2 separate regions of the Homo sapiens genome follow, and region 1 is linked to region 2. Evidence: chromatin contacts called from ENCODE Hi-C data. All regions are on one chromosome and are shown on one strand. The core of a region is the stretch at or near the end of the contact, and the rest is flanking DNA. Distances in the headings are between cores, read along the strand shown. Region 1 holds the start of CCM2 (CCM2 scaffold protein). Region 2 holds the start of C7orf25 (chromosome 7 open reading frame 25).

Region 1 (4,064 bases), core at 950-3,449, 2.1 Mb before region 2:
ATGGGGTTTTGCCATGTTGCCCAGGCTGGTCTCGAACTCCTGAGCTAAAGTGATCGAGCCTTGGCCTCCCAAAGTGCTGGATTACAGGCGTAGCTACCATACCCAGCCTAATTCTGCATTTTTTGAAGAAGCTAACTTAGAAGAATTTAAGCGTCCAAACTGTACCTTCATAAAACTATTGTCAGCACTTCTGCTACTTATGTCTGAATTTGTGTATAAGTTTAGAGCAATGCAATTTACCTTAATGAGAATGATTTAACCACCGAAGTTATTAAACTGGAGGTGATCTCACATTGAATGTGGTAGCTGAGCAGGAAGGTTCTGCCAGCTTGCAACTGGCAGAGTACACGAGGTAGTGTTAAGTCATGACCTGGAGAAGAATCCATGCCCCAAAGCTCCTTGTCTGGCTTGTCTACAGGAAACAAGCTAAGACAAGTGGCAGAATACAGAAAAAACACAAAACCCCTGGCTTAAGCAACTACATAACAACTGATTATCTCCTCTAGTGAGAAAATGAAATTAATAATTAACCTGTTTATGCCTAAATTTTTTCATTACCCAACTGGAAAATTCTTGATAATTTTACTGTTTTTTCACTTGTACCCCAAAAACAGTCTTACTGCTTCTCTCTCTCTCTCCCTATTTGCTGGGTGTTTCATGTTTCTACCAAAGCTGATAGACAGCTCTAGAAAAAAAAATCACTCAATTCCATCCTTGCCTATCACACACAGGTAGATGGGCCAGGTACTCCTGTAAGCGGTGCACAATGAGGTCATCAGTCCTTAGCGCGCTCTTGGATCCCGGCATTCCACAGAGCACATGGCTCACTTTCCGCAAAGCTCAGCATCATCCACACTCGGGCCTGATGGTCCCTACTAAGCAGCCACCGGGTTAGCACCTCTCCTTTCCAGCTAACTCCTTTTACACTGCTTGGCTCCTCCCTCTTCTGTGCGCAGCACGCATCTCTAATCTAACACCTGCAGGCTGAATCACTATCTTGAGCTATTTTCCAGACTTAAAACATCTTTGTAGATAACCGCAAATTATACTGCACCTAAATTAGACATGCATGGTGCTAACATGAAACAATGAGTTGAGAAAGTAGAGAACCAGCACCACAGGACTCCCTGAAGGCCACCTGGCTACATTCTATTTCAAACAGGACTTTTAAATGGGGCACTCTGTCAAACAAGGTGGTGAGTAGCTGTCAATTAAAGGACACTTCCCTGCAGAGTTCAGGGTAGTAAAATCATAGTTAGGAATTATCGAGGTCTGCTTTAAACTTGTGGATAAAAGTGCGCACACACACATCAAAAAGAAAATGATAGCCAAGACGTGAAGATTATAAAGCATTTATTTGAAAAAGATACATTTTATTAAAATCCATTTTCCACTTTAATGGTAGTTCAATCCACATCGTTTTTCCAGTCTTAAAATGTTTCTTTATCGACTACTATAACCCTTTACTGTAATTAAAGCCACATTTTGTAAAACTACATAAACTGGGGTTTGACTATGAACTATGTCCTAAATCCCACTGCCAAATGTAGCTAGCGTCACTAAAATCAATCAATGGTTTTAGGTCTGAGTGATAGTGGACGAGTGAGCTGGCCATAAGGTGAAGGCCACCCTTGCTTTTACTGGATATCCAAAAACGAAGTCCAGTGAGCAGCAAACGTCTCCACGTTAACCACACAGCCCACTAGCTCCAGTTCCAGCCCTGGACAGCTTTCTGGCCCCTCGCCGGGCCCACTTCCTCTGCAGCCCCAGGTCCCGACGCGCAGGGAAGGCCGTCTGGGGCCGAGGTCGGGGCGAGCCGCTGCCCGGGCCAGAGGAAAGGCGCGGCGCTTCCTGCCCGCCCGGCCGCGAAAGCCCACCTGACCATTGTCCGGGGTCTCGCCCTGCCCCGCCCCGCCCCGCCAGCTGGCCCACTGCCCCCCCCCCCGGGCCCCAAGGAACACCCGCCCACCCCACCCTGGCCCCTCAACCCAGCCGCCCGCCGACCACAGCAGTAGGACGCCCCCGCGCACGCTCACCTTCTTGCCCTTCTTGCCCTCCTCTTCCATATCGCCGCGTGCGGCTCCCGCGGCCCGCCCGGCCCGCCCCGGGAGCCCCGCCGCCAGCAGCCGCTACATGCTCGACCCGGGCCCGCCGCCCCCGCGCTCCCGGCGCCGCCCGCCAGCCGGGCCCGAAGTCTCCGCCCCGGCCGCGCCCCACACCCGCACTTCCGGGCCCGAGCCCCCTCCGCCCCGCCCAGGCCCCACCTTCCCCAGCGCAGGCCCCGCCCACGGTTGTCGCTCATCCTCACTTTCAGGCCCAAGGGAATCCGACCCGCAGCGATCAGACCCCGCCCCTTCAGGGAGAACACGGCCCGTTGGCCCCGCTCACGGCGAGAGCACCGCCCACAGGCTGAAGATCCTGCCCCTTCAGGACGGCCGAGAACGCGCCTGCCTTGCACCACCCCCACCCCGCCCCGCGTCCTTCAGGAGAGCCGGAAACGCTCCTACCCCTACTTCGCTTCTGCACGGCCGCGAGAACGCACCTGTCCAGCCCCCTGTTCGCTCCGCCCACTCAGCGCGCGCGGGAGCGCGCGCGGGAGCAGCTCCAACTTTTTCAATTTGCCGCCATCTTTACGGCGGCCGACTTCCCAGCCTGCCTCGCGTCCAGGGAGGCGGAGCTCAGGTCTCTGAAAAGGGGACGGGGGGCGGGGGACGGGGGACGGGGGCCGGCGGGAGGGGACGCGGCCGGCAGATGGCGAAGGAGGGGCGCGAGGAGGCGGCCACTGTTGAGGGGCGGGGCGTCCCGCCGAGAGTCTGGGTGCGGTGCGGTTTTCTTTTTTCTTGTGTCCCACTTTATTCCCTGAGCCACAGGGAATCCGTTTTCTAGTACTTCTCTGTTATAAAGTCTGCCTGCCTTAGACAAACACATTTGGAAAATAGAAGTGCAACCACAAGGATGTGCAGACCCTATCAGAATAAAATCGTAGAACCTTACCAGTCATCCGGTATAATTTCCACATTTTCCAGATGAGGTCCGGGGAATGAGGTGATTCGCCCAAAAGCACACTACAAATTGGAGTCACCAGCAGGTCTGCTATTTTGCCACTAAACCAATCTGCCGGTAAGAACTTTGTAGCACAGCTAGAATGTAAACTGTGTTTTTTTGGTGGTTTTTTTTTTTTTTTGAGACGGAGCCTTGCTCTGTCGCCCAGGCTGGAGTGCCAGTGGCGTGGATCTCGGCTCACTGCAAGCTCTGCCTCGCGGGTTCACGCCGTTCTCCTGCCTCAGCCTCCCGAGTAGCTGGGACTACAGGCGCCAGCCACCACACCTGGCTAATTTTTGTATTTTTAGTAGAGACGGGGTTTCACCATGGTCTGGATCTCCTGACCTGGTGATCCGCCCACCTCGGCCTCCCAAAGTGCTGGGATTACAGGCGTGAGCCACCGCGCCCGGCCTAATAATTCTTTATATTAAACTTTTCTTTACTGTGTTTCTGTCTCCTGACTGGGCCTATGTTATACTGATATTCAAAAGAAATACTTGGTCTCTAGACCTCTCCAAAGGCATAAGTATTCCATTCTCTGCAAGATAAAGCAGAGATAGTGGAAACACCCTTTCAATCTGCCTTCTGCAATAATCCAGCTTGCCACATTTACACACGCAAATGATGTAGCGCATCTGGTTGTCATTATTTTCCCACCATTCACAGAACAAAGGCCTGATATTTAAAGTCTTCCACCGTCTTCCACAAATGCATATTTATCACTCCATAATACAGTAAACAACACTACTAAAACTTCTCTTAGCCTAACTCTGGATGTGCTGACTTCCTCAGGCTGTTCTTATCCATCAGAATACCTTTGCCCTGTCTTTGCATACACAGGTTCATGCTTCAAGCAAAAGTCCACTGGCTAATGATCAGATGGTGATAACTGGGAATAAAGACAATAAAATGAGAAAAGCAAAAAGGCTGTTAGCTTGCTATAACAAGGGAGTCAGCCACCATCATTTGTATTTGGATGAGACTCAATGTCAGGCAGAGGAGTGGGTAAGCTTTATAGTGAA
Region 2 (4,281 bases), core at 1,478-3,977:
CCTAAGCATGAGCATATTTAAAAAGTTAAGTAAAATGTGAGTGCTACTCCCTGAAAGCCATCACTTTTGACTTTTTTAGGTGTTTCATGAGGTACTTGCCTCCGTATTTCAAAATAGTAGGATTATATGCCTTTTTCTTGGATTCCCGGAGTTGAGCTGCCAGACTTCCCATTGTGCAAGATGAGAATTTAGAATCCTCATATCACACTGACTTCCTTCTCCCTACCTCAATTAAATCATGTTGAAGATTTTTCTTATGACTAAGTGTACTACAATTTACATTTCCGGAACAACTTTCCTGGCAGTGATAACCGCTTTTTTTTCTTTTTTTTTTTTTTTTGAGACAGTCTCACTCTGTCACCCAGGCTGGAGTGAGGTGGCACAAATCAGTTCACTGTAGCCTTGACGTGGGGTCAAACGATCCTCCCACCCCAGCCATTGCAGTAGGTGTGAATACAGATGTCAGCCACCATGGCCAGCTAGTTTTTTTACTTTTTGTGGAGACAGGGATCTCACTACATTGTCCAGGCTGGATTTGAACTCCTGTGCTCAAGTGATTCTCCCGCCCTGGACTCACAAAGTGTTGGGATTACAAATAAGCCATGGCGGCGCCCAGCCCACTTGGTTACTTTGTTTTCTGCGTAGCTGTCACCAATCCTTGCCAGATTCCCCCAACAGAAATTTAACACCCTCTGCTTAATATTTTCCTCATCAGTCAGATATCAGGCACTCTGTATCAGTTCTCTTCCCCACACCTCAGAGAAGTTTCTCTTAGAACCCTCTGTCTTCCTGTTCCAATCCAGGCTAGGTGCTTGTTTGAAACTATCTTTATTCTCCTTGCTTTCTCTCTGAATTGGCTGGGTTTAAAAACTCTAAGAAATAAATTATCTCCACATTTTGAAAGCATTACTCCCTTCTAAATTCCAGTGTTGCTGATAGGAAGCCTAATACTATTGCGTATGTGATGCCAAGTCCTTTGTAAGTTTTCCCCTCTGCAGCTCTTGGTTTTTCTCTTATCTGCTGTGTTCTGAAACTTCACAACCATGTTCCTTTGTGTGGGTTTCTTAATAGTCATTGTGGTGAGCACTCAGTGGGCCCTTGCACTGTGAAAAACGTTTCTGTTTGCTAAATTTTCTATTAAGTTTTTGAAAAATTTTCTCTTCATTTTGTTTTTGTTTCTAAACTCCTGTTAATTGGATACTGGATCCTTTTGTTTTTGCTCCATTTTTCATCTATTTCTACTTTCTAAATTTTTCCAACTCATTGATGTTTTGAAATTTGGGATATGATTTTTACTACAGAAGAACCATTTCCTGTGCTCTGCTGTCTCCTTAAAAAAAGAAATCCTCTTGTTTCATAGCTGAAATATCTTTTATTTGAAGATGCTAGTTATAGAATACTTTTTGAGACCATTTTGTTCTGTTTTCCATTTCCTTCAAATAACAAAAACGTTGGGAAATGCTGTGTTCGTGAGGCTCACACTAGGGGATGCTGAATGTTGGTATTGCCGAGCCATTTCTCTAGGGTCTTTTGTCTACTCATTTCTTCAGAGAAAAATAGGGTTATGGGGAGATAGTGGTAGGGAGCGGTAGAGGGGTGCCTGCATTATGGGAGGGGCAGAGAAGGGGGCTGCTAGCATTGCACTATTCAGTAGGAAAACATCATGGCACCTCTCATCCTTTGTTAGGCTTTGTGTCTGGAATCCCTCTGATGCCCTGTCTTTAGCATCTTAAACTAGTCTTCTGCCTGAACAATTTACTGCCCTCCCTTCTACCTTCAAGGCACCTGAAGCTTTCTGGGGTTCTGCTTTGTGAATCAGTGGCTAAATATCCCCTTCTACAAGCAGTTTGCTCAGTTCTCCTGACACCATCTGCAAAGAGGGTGCTTGGGTTCAGGTAACCTCCCTATGGCTCACTTATCTGTAAAGCATACTTAATATCTCTACCTTTTAGGTTGTTTAAAGGAGTGAACAATGTGTAAAACACTTAGAACAATGTCTGTCACGCTGTAAGGACTGAATAAGTTATTGCTCTTGTCCTCCAAAAATGTGTTGGTATAACCGGTCTGCAGTCATCTCTTCTCTTGTTCTTTTTGCCTTTGTTTGTTCCCTTTGTCATTGCTTTACTGTTATTTGGAGAAGGAGCATTGCTTTACTGTTAAGTTTGGAGAAGGAGCAGGATACACAGGATTAATTATAACTGGAAGTCCTCTTTAATATTTTAAATTAGCTTTACTTTCTTACAGCCCTAATCTTTCTGGGTGACTCTGGACACTCTACTACAGTAATATGAATATGGCAGCCCCTCGGAAGCCATGCAATCATTTCTTCTCTTCAGAAGGACAGCACACTTTCTTTGGAGGGCCCAGGACAATGCAGTGGAAAGTGCTTTGGCTTGGAGGCAGAAGTCCCAGAGGCAGTACTTCTCAGCTGTCACCTCTGACAAGCTTCTCCAGCGTTTCTTCTGTTAAAATGAGCCCCCAAAATGCCTACGACCCGGTTGCGATCGAGTGGCCGACGCCCCCAGTGGGAGTGAGGCCCAGCACGCGAGCTCGGTCCCTCTTCCTGGAGCCAGGTGGGTGCGCGCCTTCAGGCTCACCCGGCGGCGCAAGCGGGAGAAGCCAGGTGCCCTCAATAAACATGGCCGCCACGCCAGCGTCAACCCGGCTCGGGAGGCCGCGCTGCCGCTTGGGAATCGCAGGTTTGGCGTCACCCGGCCCGGAACCACGTGATGCAGGAGGTGCCCGAGGCGGCGGGGCTCGCGCGGGTGGAGCCGCCTCGGCGTTCGAGCGGGGTGGGGGCTGCCCGGTTGAGATTTCCCGGCGGGTCCCGGCCTCTGCGTGCACGCGCCTGCGTGCTCGCGCTCGCGGTTCTGGCGCTGCCGGTGAGGAGCCGGGGAGCGAGGCGGGGAGGCTGGGAGCGGGGCGCCTCTTCTGAGGCCAGAGGGGGCTGGGCAGGGCCGGCCCGGCGGGAAGGGGGTCGGCCGCGCGCTATCAGCGCCTGGTCCCTGAGCCGCGGCGCTGGCGGTGGGGGCTTTTCGGCCCCGGCCCCTCCTGGCAGGGCCCGGCTGTGCAGGTGGCCGGGCAGGGCCGAGGGCCCCGCAGCCCACCGAGAAGGCCCCGCCGGCCTCTGGCCCGCCCACCCGGCGACCTGCGCTGGGGCCGCTTGCACGGCCGCCGCGGGTTGCAGCCTTGGAGTTTAGTTTCATCTTCGGATTTTCCTTCAGAGTCGGAGTGGGAGTGGGACGCAAGTTGGTGGTCTTCTTCGGTCTTTTAAAATAGTCTGGGTTGACGTCAAATGCAGAAATGAGGCAGTGTTGATTTTTTTTGGCGTAAGTACCCCAAGCCTCGGGGGAAATCATGAGGCAGCCGGTTGAAGGAGACCAACTCGGGAAGGAGGAAAAGGTTAGGGAGGCTGAAGTGCTCAGTTTAGGACAGACACTTGCTTTGGACAGTTTGCTAACTAGCCAGTCTGTGTGTATTTTTGTTTTCGGCATTTTTGTCGCCTTTATTAAAATTTCTCAGCAGTTAAACAGGCCGCTGATAGACATAAGGGAATTATTTATATAGCAGATTGCCCAACTCTTGCATTGTATCCTAACCTAGGACCATGCTGTGTCCCCATGGCTTTCAAGCTGAAGAAATGAAGGTCTAAAGTGTGTCAGACGTACCTAAAGAAGAGTTCAAAAGTGTAGCTGCCATCCTTTCCTTAGCTATCAGAGGAAGCAGTCACTCCAGAATGAGACATACACAAGCCCGGGTTCATAGACTCACCCTCCATAAGCTGTGTTGCTAGATTGAAGTTTTTAATCACCAGTGAAGAATTGATTGTCATAATTTTAGGAGACTACTGAAGTTTGCCTTGTTTCTTTCCCTAGGAAAGGAATAATGCTGACAGCATGTCTGCACATTCCATGCTCTGTGAACGAATCGCCATAGCCAAGGAACTGATCAAGAGAGCAGAATCACTTTCTAGATCAAGAAAAGGTGGCATAGAAGGTGGTGCAAAGCTGTGCAGCAAATTGAAGGCAGAATTAAAATTCTTGCAGAAAGTAGAAGCTGGGAAAGTAGCTATTAAAGAGTCTCATTTACAGAGCACTAACCTAACACACCTGAGAGCCATTGTGGAATCAGCAGAAAACCTGGAAGAAGTTGTTAGTGTTCTTCATGTCTTTGGTTATACAGATACCTTAGGAGAAAAGCAAACCCTTGTGGTAGATGTAGTTGCAAATGGTGGTCATACTTGGGTGAAAGCCATTGGCCGGAAGGCTGAAGCTCTTCATA

Evidence for each region. Hi-C counts contacts between places; a loop is a spot of excess contacts on that map. Pooled maps may share reads with other maps.
Region 1: a loop to region 2 is called in a pooled map, with 7 times the contacts of the local background. The contact joins the promoter of CCM2 here to the promoter of C7orf25 in region 2. A Hi-C loop is called at or near these places in 7 of 50 pooled maps.

What each region holds. Positions count from the first base shown.
Region 1 is chr7:44,998,336-45,002,399 of GRCh38, reverse strand. CCM2 (CCM2 scaffold protein) reads right to left here and starts at 2,199. Exons shown (of 10, transcript NM_031443.4): 1 at 2,037-2,199. The coding sequence starts at 2,066. It overlaps LOC102723334 (a long non-coding RNA gene), which reads left to right and starts at 2,392. Exons shown (of 4, transcript XR_428139.4): 1 at 2,392-2,682; 2 at 3,027-3,120. RefSeq lists silencers at 1,723-2,252, 2,883-2,932.
Region 2 is chr7:42,910,516-42,914,796 of GRCh38, reverse strand. C7orf25 (chromosome 7 open reading frame 25) reads left to right here and starts at 2,727. Exons shown (of 2, transcript NM_001099858.2): 1 at 2,727-2,882; 2 at 3,876-4,281. The coding sequence starts at 3,897. RefSeq lists enhancers at 925-984, 2,504-3,200, 3,201-3,898 and a silencer at 2,896-3,155.